5 separate regions of the Homo sapiens genome follow, and all the other regions are linked to region 3. Evidence: chromatin contacts called from ENCODE Hi-C data. All regions are on one chromosome and are shown on one strand. The core of a region is the stretch at or near the end of the contact, and the rest is flanking DNA. Distances in the headings are between cores, read along the strand shown. Region 1 holds the start of SYNE3 (spectrin repeat containing nuclear envelope family member 3). Region 2 holds the start of MOAP1 (modulator of apoptosis 1). Region 3 holds the start of GALC (galactosylceramidase). Region 4 holds the start of SNHG10 (small nucleolar RNA host gene 10). Region 5 holds the start of PAPOLA (poly(A) polymerase alpha).

Region 1 (4,205 bases), core at 1,706-4,205, 7.5 Mb after region 3:
CTCCTGGGTTCCTATCTTTGTGGTCCAGTCAGGCTGCTTAGATTATATATATATATATATATATATATATATATATATTCAGAATCCATATTCTTTTCCAGCAAGTACTGATGACTTAATGAAGACAAGCATCCTGTCCGGTCAGTACTGTTTTCCCAGTGATGAACGTACAACTTTGTCCTTGGATTGTCTAAGATAGGCCATGTGGTGCCAGGAAGAGCATCAGGTCAAAAGCCCTTAGTTCTAATCCTGGCTGTACCACATCCAGCCGCTGGATATCAGCCTTCTCATCTGTAAATGGGCAAGCAATGACAGCCTTGCCTACTACCAGATCCTAGGAGGTGAGAGGCAGGAAGAGCTTTGGAAGACCCCACGAACACATTTGAGTCCCTCTGTAGGCTTCTCTAGAACCCTTCAGAGTTGAAAGGGGTGACCAGGAACCTGGGAAAGAGTCCCAGGGCAGCCCAGGGTTGGAGCTTCAGGGCCAAAGTGGTTAACTGAAAATATTCATTATCACCCCGCCCAGGCTGGAGTCCCCTGGCTTCCAGTTTTGAAGCAGAGGTCAGCTAGGCGGTGTAGGACACTGCTCCTGGGTTGACCAATGGGCCACATCAATGGGTCAGCTGTTTGGGGTCAAGAGCCTCCTGCCCTCCCTGGGGCCAAGGGCCAGCTTTCAGTGCTGGGAGGACCATGAGGGGGGTGAGCCAGGACTACCCACCATTGACAGACAAGGGGAAATCAAGGCAGGGAGAAGAGGGGCAGAGGCAGAGCAGAGGGGAACCCAGGTATCCCGACGAGGCCCCTTCGCCTCAAACTGTGACACCTTCTCACATGTGCTGTGTCTGACACCATACAAAATGCTGATCAGGGCAAAGCTCGTTTAGTGCTCATGAGGCCCTGCGAGGCAACACCTGCCGTGCTATGGTTAGCCCCTTTCCACGGGGAAGGACGCTGAAGCTCTGAAAGGTGAAGCAACTTTCCCAAGGCTACACAGCCAGGAACGGGCTAAGGCAGGACTGGACTCAGGCAATCCAACTTGACTGCCCCATTCCTAACAGCTGGACAATGCGGGAAGCCTAGCTGCCCAGTGGGTTCCCAAAGGCTCCAGGGTGCTTTTGACGTTGAGCTGGGCCTGCCCAGTCTTGCCTCCCGGGGCCGCCAAGCCAGGGCCCCCCGGCAGCCCGCTCCAGGCTGCATCACAAGGCAAAGGGGCTGCCCAGGCATGGCCAGGTCCATGGCTGCTGGAGAGCATGCAAAGCACCCGAGCAGGAGCCTTGTTCCCATGGAGACAGACAGAAAGGACTCCAACTCACTCTGAAGTGTACCTGCAGGGAGCCAGGTGCCAGACTGTACCTGGAGGCAGAAACCTGAGCCTGGATTCTCACCACTTCCCTCTGTGCCACCAACACATCCTCAGGCCTTCTTCTCAGGACCCCCAGCAAGACACGAGTTCCAGAAATAAGACATCCCAGCCCACTTCCCGCTCAGCCACCCCCAGAGGGGCCTCTCTGGTTGAAAACAACGCCTGGGGCCAGCAGGCTTGGCACAGCTGTGGCTGTCAGCCTGCCGAGCACCGTCCGGCCTGAGGAATGTGCAGACCCACATGTGCTGGAGCATCCCGCTGGGGCACAGTGACAGGAAACTGAGCAAAACAGCTCGTTGGCACTGATATGCCCCTCCCACCTCCCAGCTCCTGACTCCTATGGGCTGTTGGCTGCCCTGGAAGTGCAGGCGGCAAGCCCAGGCCCTTCAAGAGAGCCAGGCAGTGTGGCTCTGGGCAAATCACTCCCCCTCTCTGGGCCTGTTTCTGCTTCTCTTGGTGGATGAAGGACGCTGTCCTGCCAAGCTCAGAATGGCAGTGATTTTATGACATGCTCTCCTTTCTGGGAGGACGGTCCATTCTCCTCATGCCCTCATTCATGTGGGATGGGGCATGCCCCCAAGACACATCAAGCTATCCCACTAGCAGCCCTTGGCTGTAGAAAGCCCCCCCACCCAGTGCAGGGATAAGGGTGACCCTTCAGAGTTGAAAGGGGTGACCAGGAACCTGGGAGAGTCCCAGGAAAGCCCAGGGTTGGAGCTTCAGGGCCAAAGTGGTTAACTGAAAATATTCATTATCACCCCGCCCAGGCTGGAGGCCCCTGGCTTCCAGTTTTGAAGCAGAGGTCAGCTGGGCGGTGTAGGACACTGCTCCCGGGTTGACCAATGGGCCACATCAATGGGTCTGCTGTTTGGGGTCAAGATCCCAAGACCCCAGGGGAAGTCAACATCCATCTGAGGCTCTCTCAGGCCCTGCAAGCCATCTCTGGCCTCACTGCCCTCCCCTTTAGAAATGTGGGAATGAGGCTCAGAGAGGTTGAGCTGCTTGCCAAGTTTGCATAGCCAAAAGGCGTCTGAACGAAACTGAGCATTCGGGGTTGGACTTCCCCTCTTCGCCGCCTGCTCTGCTCTCCCAGGCACTACTGAGCGCGCTCGCGGTCGCCAGGAGCGGATTGGGCCCCCGCCGCGCGCAAGCCTTGGTGACAGGTCAGCCCGCCCCTAGGGGAGGCAGAGGGAAGCCCCGAGGAGGCACCCGGCCCGCTGGGGCGCGCTGCCCGGGGCTTTAGGGCTTTTTCTTGTGGGCCGGCCGAAGCTCCCCGGGGTTGAAAGGAAAGGCTCGGGAATTTCGCAGCCAGCACAGAACGGTTGGATTTAAACTAAAAATACCCGCCCGCCCGCAGCTGTCACGCCGGGGCCCCCGCCCCCGCGCCGGGCGCGCCTCCCCAGGTCCCCCAGACTTTCGGCGCCCCCGATTCCCGGGGCTGTGTCAGAGCTGGGCCAGGGGCTGAGGACCCCACCCGCCCGGCCCCCGGCCCCCGGCCCCCGGCCCCAGGCCTGGCCTCCCGGCCCCGTGCCACTTACCCTCCCGGAGCGTGGAGGAGCGCGGCGCCGCGGGTAGCTGGGGCCGAGCCTCCTTCCCTCCTCCCTGCGTCCCGGGCGGCTCCGGGGCGGGGCAGGGCTGGGGCGGGCCCGGACACCGCGAGTACCCCCGCCCCCGCCGGGACCCGCCCGGTGGCCCCGCGGGAGAGGCCGCGCCCCTCTCCGCACGCGCTCAGCGGAGGCCCCGGGTGCGCAACCCCAGCCCGGCGGACATCCTGCGTGGCCCCGGGGACCAGGGCCGAAGAAAAGCCTCACCGCTCCCTGTCGCGGACCCGGGGCGGGGGTTAAGGGGGGGGTCCTGTCCACGCTTGCCTGGAAAGCAGCCCGGAGCCCTGGCCCCTGTCTGTCTCCCCGACACACACACAGCCACCCACCCTCTTCTCATCCTAGGGGATGGCGCGGAGCTGCCTCTCCGGGAAAGTTGGATCTGTGCGCCCAGACATGGAAAAGGGATTAGGACACCGGCAGATCTTGCCCTCACAGAGCGGAGGTGGGGGCCTTGGAAGGGGCACACCGCCCGTAGGCGCGAAATCCAAGAAGAAAATGACACTCATCAGCCAGCCTCGCGCGGGGAGAAAGGGCGGGGTGGGGGGTAGTGGCACCCTGCCCGTCCTCTCCCACCCCCACAGTCCGGGCCCACAGTCCAGGAGTCACAAGGGATGTGAATCCCCAGGCATAATGTGAACCCCCAACAAACCCAAGGCCTCAGAATGCGCCTCACCTCTCCCTCCCCACCAGCAGAAACATCCTCCCACTCTCCCAACCCCTGCTCCAGCCACGCCAACCCTTTAACCTTGTCCCAGAATGTCTAAACTGTATCTGCCTCTGTGCCTGTGCACATGAAGTTGCCTTGGCCCGGCGTTTGCTCCACAGCCTTCTGCCAAACTCCTACTGCTTGATGGCTGGAAGCCTTCGCACCCTGGCGCTCTCCTCCCAGGTCAGCAGTCACTGGCCTTCCTGTGCATCCAGCCCAGCTTTGAACAGTCCTGGGCCCCAACCCTTATCTTTTTCCGAGTAATTACATGGTTGCATGATTGGCTTCACCGCCTCTGGATCAGATGAGCGCTACTAATGAAGGATACAAGTTGTAAAACTAGGTTTTATGTGAACTCCAGTCATCACAGTTTAGGTGCGGCTAGCGATTTTACAGATGCGGGGTTAGTAACTGGCCCAAATCCAGGGCTTCCGGGATGCTGTTTTCCTTTTTTGTTTCTTAGCAGGGATGGCAGATGTTTGTAGAACAGATCCGTGTAAAAGTCAGTATCCTAAGAGATTAAATTGTAAAG
Region 2 (4,120 bases), core at 781-3,280, 5.2 Mb after region 3:
ATGCAGTGAGCCAAGATCACGCCACTGCACTCCAGCCTGGGTGACAGAGCGAGACTCTGTCTCAACAACAACAACAAAGATATTCACAAGGATGAATTTAAATAGGTAAATGGCAGTGTAGAACTACATCCTTCCTAGTCAATTACACCTTTAGGAGACTTTAAATAGGCACAGAAACGACAAAGGGCTTATACTGAGAATTGCACAAAAATGAGTTACTTGGCAGCACAAGGTAGGGATTGTATGTGTCACAAGAGTATATAGACTGTTCTACCTTCATGCTCTACTCATTGCCATATCCCTTCGTGGTTCCCTGAGACTCAGGTGAAATTACCTTCCAATATTGCCTGGAGAAGGGCCTCCTCCTCCTCAGCTGCCTCATAATCCTTTATTAGTACCAATAACTGCAAGAAACCAGGGGCTGGGCCATCCTCTGGCAGATTAAGCTCTCTGCGAATTGTTTTGTGGACTGCCCCAGCAATGACTTGGTCTAGGCGGGCCTGATTCACAGCATCTCTCTCAATTGCTCCTCTCTGTACCAGCTTCTGTAACAAAGGCTCCAGCCTTAGTACATAAGCCGACAACTTTTCCTCATCCTTCTGGTAAGTGGTTAGATATTTGACCTGCAACTCCCTAGGATTATCTGTAACCCCAAATACCTCCTCAAGAGCCTGCAGACATTCATCGACAGTAATTAAAGGATTGTTTATCTTGAGGACACGAATAACATCAAGTGCTGGGCCTCGAAGGCTCTCTAGCAATCGCCTTCTCTTCTCTACATCTGGCACCTGCCACGCCTTTATCATCTGAGTAGTATGAAACATCCAGCGTCCAAATTCTTCTTCTCCTGGTTCTGGAGACTCCCTGCCCGAGAACACTCTCAGCTTTTTATACTTCAAGCATTGCAGGGCAGGCTGAAGAGCCTCTAATGCCTGTGCCAACATAGGGGCCCACATTTCCGGGATCATGCCCTGCTCTGGGTCTAAGGAGCCATTTTCATGTCCAAGAGCTCTGCTCAACTCACCCACTGTCATGCCCTCTCCCGCTAAAAATTCATTTAATCTGCTTAAAAATGTATTATCTGGGTCAGGGGGCTTAAAGATCACTCTCCAGATACCCCCTTTTCCCGGTATCTCCTTAGGGACCAGGGCGTGACTAGTCTCCGCAGTAAGCCCTACTAAGGCTACTTTCCTGTTCTCATCCCTCCTGAACATCCTTCCAAGCAGTCTGTACTCCCCCAAGGGAGCTAAACCAGCCTGCAGAGCCTCCTCGATTTCTGCCACACTGCAGCTCTGGGAGATGCCGGCAATCAATAGCGCTTTCCGAGGGTTCATGTCCATCCCCCTGCACCAGTCTTCTAAAAGCCTCAAAGTCATGGTGCCCGAAATAATAGACTTAAGTTCTAAATATGCCAGACCACAGGCGACCACCGAAATTCAAAGTAATCCTCCGCGGTACCCCAGAGAAATCTTGTCAACGTGCCGAGGTCCAGCAGCCTGCAAGACAGAGCAGACAGGTTAGCTAAAGGTGCCAACGTCCAGGGCAAGCGTGCAGGCCCCAAGCCCCGCGCGCCCTGCCCCCAGCGGCGACGCCAGGGCAGCCGCACTGCGGCGCGCGCCCCTCACCCCTCCCAGCCCTGGTGCCTGGCGGATGTCGGGCCTGCAGGGCCGCGTCGGGCCCGCTTCCACTCACCGTGATCTAGTGCTCGTGCCCGCGTCCGTGCGCCGGCGGCCAAGGTGCCTGGCCGGGCCCCGACGAGGCGCGGGAGGGCAGGCTCCCCTAGGCTCTGACGGACACTCGGGGGCCACAGCGACCGATGCCGGTACTCCAGGTGCCTGTGGTACTGTCTGCAACGAGAAGTGATGGGGCGATGACAGTCGCGAGCGGGCACCAGGGGGCAAGGCTGAGGAGCGCTGAGTCGCCAGACCCAGAGAGCCACCCACCTGGAGGGACGTGCCGCCACCCGCGCCGCCGGAGCTCCGGCTCCAGCCCGGATTCCACCTGTTTTGGTCTCGCTCGGGGAAGCTGCGCGGCGGGCGGGGGCGATCTGACGTCATGAGGGGCGGGCCTCGGGGGCGGGGCGCGCGCGCTTCCGGCCCGAGCCGGAAGCTCCGACTGCGGCGGCATCCGGGACGGCGGGCGGGCTGGCCACCACGGGACAGGAAGGTGAGATCCGGGACCTCAGCTTTGCAAGCAGGCTCCGCCGGCGACCGCTGACGGGCGCTGGGCTCGCGGCGCTGCAAGGCGGCGAGGCCCGGGCCTGGCGCCGCCTGCGCAGCCTTGGTCGCGGCGTGCCGGCGCTGCAGCGCGGCAGGGGGCGGGGCCGGCCGCCCGGAGGCCCAAGTGGCGGGGACGCCTCCCTGCCGGGTCAGGTTCTCAGAGCGGGTCTCCGGCGGCGGCGACGGGGGCCGGGCCGCGCGTGACCCGCCGCAGTCACGCCGTTCTTAATCACTAGTAGCTGGTGCTCCAGGCTGGCGGCGCTCACCTTTCTCCTAGCCGGGTGACCCAGGGGATTTATTTTATGTTGGCTTTCTCTGAAATGCCAAAGCCACCCGATTATTCAGAGCTGAGTGACTCTTTAACGCTTGCCGTGGGAACAGGAAGATTTTCGGGACCATTGTAAGTGCTTAGGAGTTACTGTCTTAACTTGGGGGCTTGACTTGTAGCACCCCGCGTTCACGTCTGAAGCAGTACTGTTATGCCAGAAAGTGTTTCACCTGTCAAAGTGAAATGTGCTGTGAGAAACTAGTTTAATTCCAGTTTCTGGAGGGCGGGTATTATGGACCTGTTTAAGTAGGATGCAGTGATTTATTCTGAGGGATTCCCGTTAAAAAGCAGAACTCAGTATATACTGAAATCAATGGTTTTTTGTTTTTTTGTGTGTGTTGTTTTACTTGATTGTAAGTATTACACAAAACAACCTGTAAGTTTTACATTTCTTAATAGGTGTTTAATTTAATTATTTTAAATCTTAAGTGTGTTAGTGGGATATTTTAGAATTCTTTTTTTTTTTTTTTAATTAGACAGAGTCTCGCTCTGTCGCCCAGGCTGGAGTGCAGTGGCGTGATCTCGGCTCTCTGCAAGCTCTGCCTCCTGGGTTCACGCCATTCTCCTGCCTCAGCCTCCCGAGTAGCTGGGACTACAGGTGCCCGCCACCACGCCCGGCTATTTTTTTTGTATTTTTAGTAGAGACGGGATTTCACCATGTTAGCCAGGATGGTCTCTATCACCTGACCTCGTGATCCACCCGCCTCAGCCTCCCAAAGTGCTGGGATTACAGGCGCGAGCCACCGCGCCCGGCCTAGAATTCTTGGAGATAAAGCAAGTACATTTGGAGTAGTTGCCGTGACAGCATTACTAGACCCTAATTGTATTTTCTTTTTTAATTTGAAGGCACAGAGCATGGAGAATGATGAACTTCCGTCAGCGGATGGGATGGATTGGAGTGGGATTGTATCTGTTAGCCAGTGCAGCAGCATTTTACTATGTTTTTGAAATCAGTGAGACTTACAACAGGCTGGCCTTGGAACACATTCAACAGCACCCTGAGGAGCCCCTTGAAGGAACCACATGGACACACTCCTTGAAAGCTCAATTACTCTCCTTGCCTTTTTGGGTGTGGACAGTTATTTTTCTGGTACCTTACTTACAGATGTTTTTGTTCCTATACTCTTGTACAAGAGCTGATCCCAAAACAGTGGGCTACTGTATCATCCCTATATGCTTGGCAGTTATTTGCAATCGCCACCAGGCATTTGTCAAGGCTTCTAATCAGATCAGCAGACTACAACTGATTGACACGTAAAATCAGTCACCGTTTTTTCCCTACGATTACAAAACTGCCAGTCCTATATGGAGTCTGATCACAAGACTGCAGTTTCTTCACAGATCTCAGGAAGTTGTCGTGGGGCAGAGGCTTTTTAAAAACATGTGATTAGGGAGCTATCTTTATCTGAATAATAACGAATTTTTAGGTAAAACCTGAGATAGAGTACTACAAAATCATGTTGATGACTTCAGATTTTGGAAGTTAAATCATGTCTGTTATTTGCATTCTTTAGAAACTTGACTAAGTACCTGAATTCATATTTCTATTCTACTGTGCAACATAGTGATGATT
Region 3 (4,034 bases), core at 57-2,556:
TATAAAAAAGATGGGGCCTCACTCCATGAAATATTGGCTGTTTCAGGTTTAGCCCAAAAACATAAAAAGGAGAATAGTAGTAGCAAAGAATAAATGCATTAACTCATCGGCCCACAGGTTTCCCCTGAAATACACATCAGCACGGCTGGAGAGATTGCAAATTAGGGAATGAAAACATAAAAATCAAAAAGGATCAGCTAACTCCAGGGGGAAAAAAATTTCCCCTAGCAGAAGGTTATATCTTGTGGTCACACTACAGACCAGGTCATCCTTGCAGCAGGCATTCAAGCTTGTTCTGAGTTGAATGTAAGGATGCAAGCTCCATCCAACTCAACCCCAAAAATCCGAGTTCAACCTTAACATTTTCAAGAAACATTAGCCCTAGATGTAATTTCGGATACAAAACCAAAAAACAAAAACCTTCTCACCCAAAGGTCGGCCACCATGAAGCCCATGGGCCCAGAGGGAGTACCCGGTAGTTTCAGGCCGCTCGCTTATCTTCCTTTTAAAGAGACCTTGAGGCACCAGTCCTGCCTCCAAACGAAATCCTATTCGGCGCTACCCTCTCTGGAGGAGCCCATTCTTACCCTGCACTAACAACTGCACGGGACTTAACGACTCCACCACCCACCAACTCCTCCAAAAGGGAGAGACACAGCCAAAGCATCCCACTGGGGCGTTCTCTTTCGCACACGGACGCTCCCGCACTCCCTGGCCCTTTCTGGAGCGACGCTCCCCGACTGCCATCTCCGCGATGAAGACAGCCTGTGCCCCACTGCCTGGGACGAGGGTTCCAGCCCCGGCTACTTCACTACTTAGACCTGTCACTTTACTCTCTGCACCTATACTCTCTGGACCTCCGGATCCTCATTTGTTCAAACCTAACTGCCTGTCTGGTTCGTGTTAAACGAGAAAGCACCCGCCCCAGCCCCGCAGCGGGCCCGCCCCAACCGCCTGCTGACTGGCACCCTAGGGGAATGCGGCGGAGAGTGGAGCCGGTGGAAACGCAGGGCAACGCCGCGGGGGCTTGTGGGGCTGGCCCCACGGGGCGGGCTCTTGCCGCCCCCCGCGTATCCCCGCAGCTTGCCGCTCACCCCGCCGCCGCTGACCGCGCCGATGCCGTCGAACTCCCGGCCCAGCCCGTCGGAGTCGTCGAGCACGTACGCGCCGCCGGGCGCCAGCAGCGCACACAGCAGCAAGGGCACCGCGGCGCGGCCCGCCGAACCCGCGGCCGCAGTCATAGCTTTCGCTCGGCGTTGCCAGGAAGCCGAGAGTAGCCACTCAGCCATTGTGTGGGTCACATGACTCCGGCGCCCAGGGAGGCGGGTCCCGTCGCCGCCACGATAGATACGGGCAGGAGGCCGCTGATGCTGACGCCGCCGCCGCCATTTTGAGTGCGGGTCAAGGGCCTCTGACGCAGCTGGCGGAGTGTTGAGAAAAGAAGCAGCGAGCTTTTTCTTATCGCTCGCGTGTCTGTGGTCAGCTACTGGATTTCACATGTACTTACTGCTGGCTTCTCTTCCGGCGTCACCTGGTGGAGCACTTTAACGCAGGGAAGGTGGATTCCAAGGTCCGCCAAAGGAAGAGGGCCATGAGTGGCCCTACCATGGCTCTTCCCCAGCATCTCAGGGAGTATCTACCTCGTGCGAGGACCAGGCTTGGACACCAGGTCCCGATTCCATTGTCATCTTGGTGGAATCACTTTGCTTTTGGAGCCTGAGTTTTCCCTTATGTGAGATGAGGCGAGAAGAGCAGCAGAGTGAGGGACTGAGAGAAAAGTTAATAAGCACTCAGTACATTTGAATGCATTCCACAAGTGGCAAATAGCTGAGAAGGTTCTCCAGTCTGGTAACTACCCCGGCATATTCAAAGCTTTTAGCCTTGAAGGAGTTAATAATATACCACCTCAAAATATGCTGCTGTGGCATATTGACTATTTTAAATTAAAGGCACTTAAAAACAGCAGGTGCAAGATCACTGTCATGGATATTATGTGTCTTAAAAGGAGGAGATGAAATTCCCATGTGAAAGATGTCTTCCCTATAAAATAACATTGTTATCTTCAAGGACAGAAAGTTGAAGTCGAGGGAAATCTGTCCAAACAAAATTTGTTAATCCCTATCTTTCTAGTCGCTTCTTTACCCCAAGCCCCTTCGCCTTATCATGTTTCACAACTACTATTTTTTGTCCATTTCACTCTATAAGCAATTGGCTCTTAACTGCTGCTTTAGGTCTTTTTTTTTTTTAATGAGGGCCCCCGTGCTATGTAAAATAAACATTTGTGTGGTTGTCTCCTGTCAGTCTATTAATATCTTAAATCAATTTAATACTAGGGCCATGCTGGGACCCTACAGGGACGAAGGTGAAATTTTGCCTCCCCTACAATTTTATAAACTATCTTCCACTGTCAGTTGAAGTGATTCCAGACAGGTAACTCTAAATTGGTAGGAAAGTTGTGAATTGCCCTGAATTTCTGCCACATCCAGCACTGTCCTGAGATTTCTGATTTCCTTGTTATTGAAGTAAATTAAAGAGACTCTGAAGAGCTGCAGAGAAAGATTTTCTGATCCCCAAATTTCTCTTAGCAGAAGTATGGAACTGGTTATCATTGCCTACACAAGCCCCTGAGATACCACAATGGCAAGGAAAAGACCCAGAGACTTTAGGACCTGTGGGATTTGTCTGCAGAACCCTATTTGGAATCTGATTATTTTGCCCCTTAACCACAAACCTAAATCTAAGTTTCAAGAACTCAATTATACTTGAAGGTCAAAGCTCTGGGCAATCCAATAAATATGCACATTAAGAACCCGATATCCCTGGGTTCTTAATGTACATTAGATATGTTTGTTCTTTCTTTCTTTTTGAATTGACTCTACGTCTATCCTGGTTTACTAAGGACAGTCACAACTTTTGTCTAAACATAATTACTGATAATGCTCCTTTCACCCTCAGTAGTCTTCTGGCTTGGATCAGTTAAATAGTCCCCTGTGTATGAACCACTTATTTTCTTTGGTTTCTTCTTTCCCCAGTACAACACGAATCTGAACTCTCTGCCTTGCCACTGCAACCAGTTTATGATGCAAGTCAGTAATTTTCAGTTCTGTGGATTTACTGTTACAGAATTCACTCTGATCCATTTGTTCTAACACAGTATTTTAAGCATGAGCTGGAGCTCCTGTGGATACAAGCCACAGTAACCATTCCATCAAGTGAATGTTAAGCTTCTCTTACCAGCTCTTAACAAGCGCATAAGACCCACTTAATACCGTGACTAGATGGGAAATACCAAGGTGATGACAGAGGAAACTACCTTACACATAAAACTAGGAAGTTGCATGACGATGTATGAATACCCAGCATACACCATCCTGTAGTACGTCATTGTGAAACGGGTCAGTGGTCAGTGGTCTCGTTGTCTGAGGTGTTATCCAAGCTTGTTGTCTCACAACCAAGAGAATTAAGGAGTGTGGACACCAGAGTGAGGTTGAAGAGAAAGTTTATTATATGAAAGAAGAAAGCTTTCTTTCTTTGCCATTTTGCCACTTTTACAGTTGAATCCAAAAGCTTTTATAAGAAACTCCTCTCATCTCTGTAGCTGTTTGTGTAACTTACTTGTAAAGCTATCTGTGCAGCTCCCCTTATCTGTGCAGCTGTGGGTATGTCTTGGGTAAGGATAAAGTTCAGCTTCTCTTGTTTGTGTAACTGTGGGTTCTAGGTAATCACCCTCTCCACCCCCATGCAAGTTCCCACAGAGCCCACCATGTATGTGCCTGAAAAGGGGAAGAAACTTTTTCCTGGGAACCTGCTAATCACACAAAGAACAAAAGGCTTCTATGTTGGGCCTTCCTTTCTTATCAGGGCAGCTGTTGCCTGAGTTTTCCCCAGGCCACTCTATGTGTGCCTGTAGCTTGATTTTTCAGGCTGTCTTTCTGTTTAAAAGAATTTTACCAAAGACCAACTTTAGCTGTCTGCCCAACTAAGTTTTCCCTTTTCTCGTCCCTCAATTGCACCTTGTAGTTGGAATGCACGCC
Region 4 (4,397 bases), core at 1,898-4,397, 7.5 Mb after region 3:
CATCACATGCTAAGACAGGCCATTTACTCAAAACACCCAAAACATCTGGTCATAGATGCAGACTGATGACAACTGTTTATTTAAGATGTATATTTTGTCATGTTTTCATCATAGGACTAAAGAGGAATCTCAAAACCAAAATGCCAAACTTTATGCAAAAGTCTGATACTTTGGACGAAGTATTTTGAATACTGTTTTCTTTGCTTCTTAAGATCACTGATGTTTGGTGCTAAGTATTTCACTATATTTTGGGTTGTTTTATTAAAAATTTAAATTTAGATGTATTGTTTCAATTTCTTTGGTTCAGATACATGATCTGTTTCCTGCCCTTGCTCATGCTATCAAAATAGCTCCTTGAAAGAGCACCAACATGCTTTTCCATATCCTTAGCATTTCACACACTGTATGTTCTTATCATATTCTACAAAAACACGGCAACTTCACTATGATTTAGCAAAACACAGGCTTTGTACTCTTCCTTCTCAAGGATTACTCTTAATCTTTAATGGCAGCTGCATTCTCAACTTAATACAACGTTCAACAAATAAAAAAGACAACTGCTTCTGAGCCCAATATTATACATTAGGTAAGGAACACGATACTCCTCATTACTGTTCTGTCTCAGGATATAAGTTTGCAAATTCTTCTCCTGATCTCAGTCAACATAAAAGCAGAATTACAGTTTAGAGTGGGCAATGAGAAAGGTGGAATCAAAATAGACACAGGGAAGGCCATAAAGAGTTCGCAAGCATAAATGCCTGATAGCAAAAACGATCACAGAAGATTCCAAAACCACAATCCTGCACAAAGGCCATCTCAATCTTACACAAAAAATACTTCTGCAATGCCTGCCGAGCACCTGCCTGTCCAACCTGGGACTGGTGTCACCTTTGTTACTGATCCTTGTAGTCAAAAATAATTATCTCAAAACAATTATGTAACCCTCCTCATTTTTCCTTTAAAGACCTTTGTCTTCCTCTATCTCCCAGGATACACACAGTTAACTATCGCATGCATTTTCTCATTGCAGTGCTCTATTCCTGAATAAATGCCATTTTCTTTTAGAGAGCCTCTCTCTGTTCGTTATTTAAGTTGACAGCAACAAACAGTTTAGGTTTTTGGCAACAAATCACCAATATTTACTTAAAAACAAACAAAACACTTACAACACAGGTAGGAACAACAGGTTATTTTGGAAAGAGTTTAATATATTCTCTATTGTTAAGTGCACCAGATGCTGGACTTCTGAAACAACAATTATGCTTCTGCATAATAGCTTTTTCTACATATTTCTGTTCATGTTGCTTGTTCCTCTGATTTACCTGGAATCAATGAATCTGAAAAACAAAAAGATTCTTTAAGCACCTGGTAAATTTCAGGTCCCACATTAGAAAATGAGCAATCATCAATAATATTGATGGGGGTGAAAATATGACATTGAGACTTTCGGGTAATGTGCCGAGTTTACTTTCATAGTTTACTAGGCTCAGGTTTCATGCCGAAGGATTATTTGAAAGACTCACTCACTGACATGATTTTCTGATTTTAAATTCGAACACTCTCAAAGCATAAACAGATCACCTCCAGCAACATTGTAAAAAAATACTCAAAGTTTAAAAAAAAAAAAGTAACTTGTGGCAGTACTTAGTGTTCAACAGAAAACACTCCATCTGCTAAACAATATCTCGACTGCAAAGCTTCTCTTACTGTTGGCGGATAGATAATGACATAGCCCAGTCATTATCACCGTGGCAACAGTGACCAGAAACTATCAGAGGAAAATTGCACATGGAACAGCTGGCTCTCGAGCAGGCATGCCTCAGCTTCCTCTGGAGTATGCTTTTTCTGCAAGTCTGGTGTGCTCGAGGGTACCACCAACCCTGTGCGGCTCCAAGACTACAGATTATGTAGCAAGTCCACTGGTCCTGCTCTTCCGGATTTATTCTTCCCGCCAATAGGAGCACTTACCACGTTCCAAGCATCGTCCTAGGCACTGAGGATACAGCAGTGAATAAAACTGAGTGCTGGGTAGGAAGTCAATAACCAAGCTAGTAAATAACTGTATATTGTCAAGCACTGGTAAGTACAAGGGAGAGCAGAGCAAGCAATGGGCCTGATGAGGCTTGCTTTGTCTCCTCTGCACTCCCACACTGCTTTGTATCTGCTTCTCATTTCTCACGATGGGTCCAAGCTTTGGGCACCAGGTCTCCCTGGACATTCCGCGCTGGCACTGCGCCTAGCACCCAGCGGCTGCTCAGGAAACGTTTGTCGAACGAACGAATTCACTTCTTAGTTCCCCATTCAACAAACCTTTCCTGATCCTAGGCCCAACAGGTTAAAAGGCTGGAGGGCCAACGAGGCTGGAAACTCAGAGGCGGCCGGGGGCGGTGGCTCACGCCTGTAATCCCAGCACTTTAAGAGGCCGAGGCAGGAGGATCCCTTGAAGCCAGGAGTTCGAGACCAGCCTGGGCAAAAAAGTGAGACATCGACCCCCCGCCCCCGCCGCCAATTCCGTCTCTACAAAAAGGAAGAAAAAAAAAAAAAACCCAGAGGAAATCACACAGGCAAAAGCGCTTTACAAATTTTAAAAATGAAAACTGTTCTAGAGAAATAATCGCGCGCCGGAGGCGGAAGCCCCAGAGCCTCAGCTCCCACGTGGCGGCGGAGCCAGGGAAAGTCCAGGAGCCAAGGCTACGGCCCGAGCGCTGGAACCCCGGTCAGGCTCCGGCTCCCCGCCACGACGAACTGCATGCGGCCGCGGCGCTCCGGAGGCGCCCGGGGACGCTCACCTAAGCTGGGAGAGGCGGATACCCGCCCGGCCTAGCCCCGCTACCTCCCAAGAGACCAACACGACAAGCGCGCGCCCACCGCATTGCCATGGCAATTCAACCGCCGCTGACACCGGAACCGGAAACTTCATCAGGAGGTGACCCCTTCCCGGCGTTCCGCGGAACGGGCGAGTCCCGCGCCTCTCCCAGTTGTCTCGGCGTAGTCCAGCTGGCCTCATTGGCTCACAGGAGGAAAGTCGTCTTCCCTCTTGTTTTGCCTCTCGTTGCCCTGCAAGCGTGACCCTGATGGACATCCAGTCTCTCCAATTAACTAACAAAGCGGTTGCCGACGACCAATAGTAAGGCAGTAGGATGAGGCTCCGGCATAAGGCCCACCTCCTACCTGCCGGGCGGGACGAGCAACATGATTGGTGGAATCGAGTAATTACTGATCAGTATTGTCCAATCACGGAGGGCAGTTTAGAGCCGGCCCAATGAGGGCCTCCAGGGGGCGGGTCGGACTGCCGCGGGCCGGGGAGCGCTCTGGGTGGCCAGCTGTGGGCCCGGGCCGTCGTGGGCTCCGGCTTGCGTGCGGAGATGAGCGGGTCCCTCGGCCGAGCTGCGGCGGCTCTGCTCCGCTGGGGGCGCGGCGCGGGCGGCGGTGGCCTTTGGGGTCCGGGCGTGCGGGCGGCGGGCTCGGGCGCGGGCGGCGGCGGCTCGGCGGAGCAGTTGGACGCGCTGGTGAAGAAGGACAAGGTGGTGGTCTTCCTCAAGGGGACGCCGGAGCAGCCCCAGTGCGGCTTCAGCAACGCCGTGGTGCAGATCCTGCGGCTGCACGGCGTCCGCGATTACGCGGCCTACAACGTGCTGGACGACCCGGAGCTCCGACAAGGTCAGGCCAGTGTGCCGGGCAGGCGCCCTCCGCCCCGGGCCCAGGAGCATCGCTGCACGAGGCCGAGGGGTTCCGCCGCGCCGGGCTGGGGAGCGGGGCTCCATCCGCCGGGGTCTGTCTGAAGGTTCGAGCCGGGTTAGGGCGAGGAGTACTGCCCTGGAGTAGAGTCTGGGCTGAGGGTGTAGTTGATTTCACTGGGTCTTGAGGATCTGGGGCTCTGTACTGTTGCCAACTTGAGCAGTAGGTAAAGTCCTAAAGGTTCACTTATCCTCACTTCGAGCTAATATAGGCGTTTCGGGGCGATTTGTCAATGACTGACTCGGAGGAGGGTGGCCCGCTGCCTGACTGCTCTGCACGGTTAGGAAACTCATAGTAAGGACCCACTGTGAGATAGGTACTTTCGCGGACACTTTGGGGAGGTTGGAAGCCATTGGCCTACTCGTGGGTAAGGTCTAGGGCTGTCGATGGTGGGGAGAGGGCTGAGGTTGCCCTTGAGGCTAGTGAGGTCGGAGGCTGATCTCGCTTGGCTCACGGCTCAGGGTGTCAAGCATCATCCTCTGTGGTTGCTACAAGCAAAGGGTTGGGACAGCTGTCGGCTGACCTTAGTCGGGATCTATGTTGTCGGGGAAGAGTCATGACATTTGGCTTTAGATACTCAAGCACAGGGCTGAATTTATGTGGGCCAGGGCTTGGAGAGGTTTGTGGGGAAAAGAAGCAGCCCTGGCTCCTGGGCCCTG
Region 5 (4,122 bases), core at 778-3,277, 8.5 Mb after region 3:
CCCCAGGGCATATCTTTACAAGCTGCTTTGAAGTCCATAGCCTTAATACATTATTGAATTATCTGGATCTCAGATTTTCAGTCTTTTAGGGACAACTATGCTACTGGGTCTCCAGCCAAAGCCACCTTGATGACAAGAGGAAAAGAGACTAAATGGAAGAAATGACAATCAAATATAAGTCTGTTTGCAGATCAGCACTATTTAATGGAAATGAAGGCCACATATATAACTTAAAATTTTCTAGTGGTCACATTTAAAAAAACAGGTAAAATTAATTTTAATAGTATATTTTCTTTTTTTTTTTTTTGAGACAGGATCTCGTTCTGTCAACGCAGGCTGGAGTGCAGTAGTGAGATGACGACTCACGGCAGCCTCCACCTCCCACTCCAGGGATCCTCCTACCTCAGTCTCCGGAGTAACTGGGACCACAGGCAGGAACTACCATGCCCAGCTAATTTTTTTTTCTTTTTTCTTTTTTTTTTTTTTTTTTTAACTTTTTGTATAGACGGGGGTTTCCCTATATTGCCCAGGCTGGTCTCTAACTCCTGCCCAAGCGATCCTCCCACCTCAGCCTCCTAAAGTGCTGGATCACAGGTGTGAGACACCGTGCCCGGCTTACATTTTCTTTACTGCAATATATCCAAAATATTTCAACGTGCAATCAATATAAAAAGTGATCAGTGAGGTATTTCACATTCGTCGAACTGACACCCGTGCGTATTTTGCACTTCCAGTGCCTCCTAAACGAACTAGCCTCATTTCAAGTGCTCAGTGGCCCTAAGTGGCCAAGGGGCTACACTAATGGACAGGGCAGGTCTAGGTCCTGTGTTTTTCCCATTCGGAGTCACCAGTCCTACTAGACATTCTGTGAAAAAAGGGAAAGCCTTTGTGAAACTTCCTGAGGACTCACAAATGCACATTATTACATTTAGAGTTTAGAACTTTGGTTAAGGCAGCGTCCTGTATTTGATTCTTTCCCTCTTCCTCTCCGCTAACCCCCTATGTGACACCGTAGAACTTATAATTCGTTCTAATTCGCAGATGGAGGGCATATGAGAGAGGAGGCTCTGCCTCAAACACTTTCTCAAACTTTTGCCGAGGGGTGGCGAGAAGGTAGACTTCCAGGTCCCACCCGATATAGATTAAGGGCTGGAAACACAGTCAAGGGGAAATTATGACCAAGACAACCTTTGCTAAAATGCCAGCGGTGACTGCCATTGATGTTCCTATAAAAGGTCAGCTCTGTCAGGAAGTTCCAGTGCATCATTTGTTCAAAAGTAAAATCAGCCCGTGTTCCAGAATTCGCGGACTGTCGTCAGTCCTAACCTACACATTTATTCGTTCAACAAATATTTCAGCGCCTGGGTCAGGCATCAGGAATACACTGGTGGTTAAAACAGACGGAAAGCTCCATCTGGTGGGACGCAGTCTGGGAGGGAAAGGGAGTCCTGGGGACATGTTTTCGTCGGCTCTAGGCTAAGCACCTCTCGCCGTAGCACACGGGGTCGGCACCGCTGCCCGGCGAAGTACTTGTTACTTTGCAGTCCAGTACGAAGCGGCGGAGTAACCGGTTCCAACCCAAGGCAGCGACTCATGCGAGTCGTTCTAAGCGCCGCGCTGGGGGGTACATACGGTGCACGCGTGGGTGCCTCACCCCCTGGCAGCGCCTCCAGGGACGCTGCTCCGGGAAAGAGCAGCCGCCGCGACCTCAGGCGGCGGGAAAGGTGGGACCTCACAATGCGCCGGAAGCGGTGCCTCGTGGCTTGGGATCTCTCCGGGTTCTTCCTTGCGCCGTCCACGCCGCACTGCCCACGAGGGCGTCCCCGCCCGAGGGACAACTCACCGCCCGGGGCCTCCCTGAGCGTTCCCTTCCACCATCTGACACCCACTGCTAAGTGTGAGAGGACCCAGGGGGTAATTGCCGGGCCGCAGGCGGCCTTAGGAACTCCGCTTCCCGTGAGGCTTCGCGGCGGACGGCGCTGGTGCGCAGGCGCACGCACGGCGTGCGTGGTGGCGTCAGCAGTTCTAGAACGTTGCTGTGGTAGCGCTCGGGCGCCATGTTAGGACGAAGGGGAAGGAGGAGAAGCGCTTAAAGCGGCGGGAGCGGTGCGGGAGAGGGGTTGGACCCAGGGCTGAGGCAGGCCCCCCCCTCCCTCCCGCCTCAGTGGATCATGCCCAGGGCGGCAGCGGCGGCGGTTGCGGGGGGGAAGTGACTGGGCGGTGCCGGCGCCGGAGACGATGCCGTTGTAAGTAATTTGTATTCTGTTTTCTTTCGCTCGCCGGCTGGGCCTTGGGGGGCGTCCGGGAAGGGGAAGAGGTAGGCGGAGAGGGTGGCACGCGAGCCCGACCCTCCCCGCTGGTAGGAGGCAGGCAGGACTGGGGACCTTCCTGTTTCCTCGCTCGCTCGCCGCCGCACTTCCCCCCGTGTGCTGGGTTCCCGCGTCCCCCGACCCTTCCTGGCTGGGTCAGCTGCCGTCGGGCCGGGGGCCTTCCCCTTCCGGAATTGCTGGCGGAACCTCTAACTCGCCCGGCCACTCCAGCTTCTCCGCCCCGTCCACAAAGAAAATCAAAACAACCCGAAAACAAAACATTGCCTGGTGGTGGGGAACCACGACCCTGCTGCACGCGGGATCAGCACTTGGGGTTCGGGCTCGCTCTCGGCGCCCCTCGGGCCCATTCGATGTTGCTTTTCTGTTCCTGGTCTGTCTCAGTTTGCTCACTCTCTTCCTCCCATTTCCAGATGCCTGTCTTGTGCGCCGGAGTTAGCCCCTTTCCACTGACCTTGTCTGAATGTAGGAGCACGAGTTAAAAGCCCAGCTTTGAGCGTTGAGTCCGCCTGCCTCCACCTCCGCCTCCCTAGCATTCACAGGCGGTCGGAGAAGGGGGCACTTCACAGGGTGCCCTCCTCCAAAACGACTTATGTATTGCTTTCCCTGTTTTGTTTTGATGGGGTAACCAGGTTTCATTCTGTTTCCTTCTTTCTCTATCTCTGGTGATACTTTTTTTTTCCTGGTTGTAAGGCTTGAAGCTAGTCTCTTTATGCTTTCTAATGCCACTGCGCCTTTTTCTTTTCTTGGTGGGTTTTTAAAAAGTTTTTTTCTCCCCTCCCCCTTTCTGATAATGAGATATAATTTGGCAGCTCATTGCCAGTAGATTACGGATTTTTTTTTTCCTGCAAATATACAGCATTGTAGAGGCCTAAATAGTGAGACTGCATTTCTTCCATTTTTGAATATTGAAGCGTAAGAGTGCCTCTTTGAGACCAGGGACCGAGTTTTCTTCATCTTAGTAGCCTCAAAACGCAACATGTAATTGACACTCAAAGTTTTGGTTAAATTCAGGATAAAGATTTTTGTGGTTTCTAGACATCGAATGTAGTAACTCAGGTCTATTTTTTTTTTGTAAGTAAGGATAATTTCTTTAGCACATAATCACCGATTGTAGTTTTACAATTATATATGTGTGTGAATGTGTTTCTTTACAGGTGAGACTCTAACTTTGGCACAGACCTTAATGACTTCTATCGCAATTTATGTATTTTAAAAGGATTTTCCATGGCTCCCACCCACCCCCTTAGGTTATTAAGAAGTCTATCACATTACTTCTGTGATGAAAACGTTTGTTAGACTTAACTAACTATACAGGTCTAAAATCTTGGAATCTGCATGGTTTCTGTTTATTGATTTTTCCCTTTCATAGAATAAGAGACCCTAGGAGAACTGAGTCTAAGCAAGATTGTTGTGGTGTTTCTCAGTTCAATAGGAGATAAATGTTTGCAGTGATGTCGTGATGACTGCGTTATTAAGTTAACATTTTGCTGTCTTTGAAAAGGGACTTCTTTTTCTGATAATCATACCAGCATTAAAAATGATAGATGTAAACCTTAAAAGGCTTCAATGAAGAAATAACATTAAGTAATTTGTGTCTTATTTCTAGGAATTAAAAGTACTTTTATACCTACTTTCCCCCAACATTCTTTGAAGAGGGAAGGTATACATTTCTGTGAAAGACCTTAGGTATTTCAAATTCTTCGCGAGTTAGTTCAAGTGTGTAAAATGGAAGACGGGGCCAGGCGCGGTGGTTCACGCCTGTAATCCCAGCACTTTGGGAGGCCCAGGCAGG

What was found. Hi-C counts contacts between places; a loop is a spot of excess contacts on that map. Pooled maps may share reads with other maps.
Region 1: a pooled map shows a loop between it and region 3 (4-fold over the local background). The contact joins the promoter of SYNE3 here to the promoter of GALC in region 3. A Hi-C loop is called at or near these places in 2 of 50 pooled maps.
Region 2: a loop to region 3 is called in a pooled map of gastrocnemius medialis, with 11 times the contacts of the local background. The contact joins the promoter of MOAP1 here to the promoter of GALC in region 3. A Hi-C loop is called at or near these places in 8 of 50 pooled maps.
Region 4: a loop to region 3 is called in a pooled map, with 12 times the contacts of the local background. The contact joins the promoter of SNHG10 here to the promoter of GALC in region 3. A Hi-C loop is called at or near these places in 3 of 50 pooled maps.
Region 5: a loop to region 3 is called in a pooled map, with 14 times the contacts of the local background. The contact joins the promoter of PAPOLA here to the promoter of GALC in region 3. A Hi-C loop is called at or near these places in 3 of 50 pooled maps.

Annotation. Positions count from the first base shown.
Region 1 is chr14:95,513,695-95,517,899 of GRCh38, forward strand. It overlaps SYNE3 (spectrin repeat containing nuclear envelope family member 3), which reads right to left and starts at 2,956. Exons shown (of 18, transcript NM_152592.6): 1 at 2,902-2,956. It overlaps SYNE3-AS1 (SYNE3 antisense RNA 1), which reads left to right and starts at 2,426. Exons shown (of 2, transcript NR_188030.1): 1 at 2,426-2,526; 2 at 3,310-4,205. RefSeq lists silencers at 2,358-2,652, 2,402-3,211.
Region 2 is chr14:93,182,867-93,186,986 of GRCh38, forward strand. It overlaps MOAP1 (modulator of apoptosis 1), which reads right to left and starts at 2,031. Exons shown (of 3, transcript NM_022151.5): 1 at 1,944-2,031; 2 at 1,693-1,847; 3 at 1-1,496. The coding sequence starts at 1,376. The coding sequence ends at 321. LYSET (lysosomal enzyme trafficking factor) reads left to right here and starts at 2,451. Exons shown (of 2, transcript NM_001098621.4): 1 at 2,451-2,619; 2 at 3,394-4,120. The coding sequence starts at 2,540. The coding sequence ends at 3,805.
Region 3 is chr14:87,991,876-87,995,909 of GRCh38, forward strand. It overlaps GALC (galactosylceramidase), which reads right to left and starts at 1,307. Exons shown (of 17, transcript NM_000153.4): 1 at 1,095-1,307. The coding sequence starts at 1,289. RefSeq lists a silencer at 975-1,164 and enhancers at 1,120-1,620, 1,315-1,644.
Region 4 is chr14:95,531,725-95,536,121 of GRCh38, forward strand. It overlaps SNHG10 (small nucleolar RNA host gene 10), which reads right to left and starts at 3,148. Exons shown (of 1, transcript NR_003138.3): 1 at 1,188-3,148. It overlaps GLRX5 (glutaredoxin 5), which reads left to right and starts at 3,326. Exons shown (of 2, transcript NM_016417.3): 1 at 3,326-3,660. The coding sequence starts at 3,366. It also overlaps SCARNA13. RefSeq lists enhancers at 1,756-2,545, 2,546-3,335, 2,599-3,058 and silencers at 3,199-3,488, 3,699-3,758.
Region 5 is chr14:96,500,355-96,504,476 of GRCh38, forward strand. It overlaps PAPOLA (poly(A) polymerase alpha), which reads left to right and starts at 2,028. Exons shown (of 22, transcript NM_032632.5): 1 at 2,028-2,246. The coding sequence starts at 2,239. It overlaps PAPOLA-DT (PAPOLA divergent transcript), which reads right to left and starts at 1,972. Exons shown (of 1, transcript NR_122121.1): 1 at 1,294-1,972. RefSeq lists enhancers at 733-1,329, 1,330-1,924, 1,842-2,101, 1,925-2,520, 3,676-4,122 and silencers at 1,440-1,783, 2,222-2,341.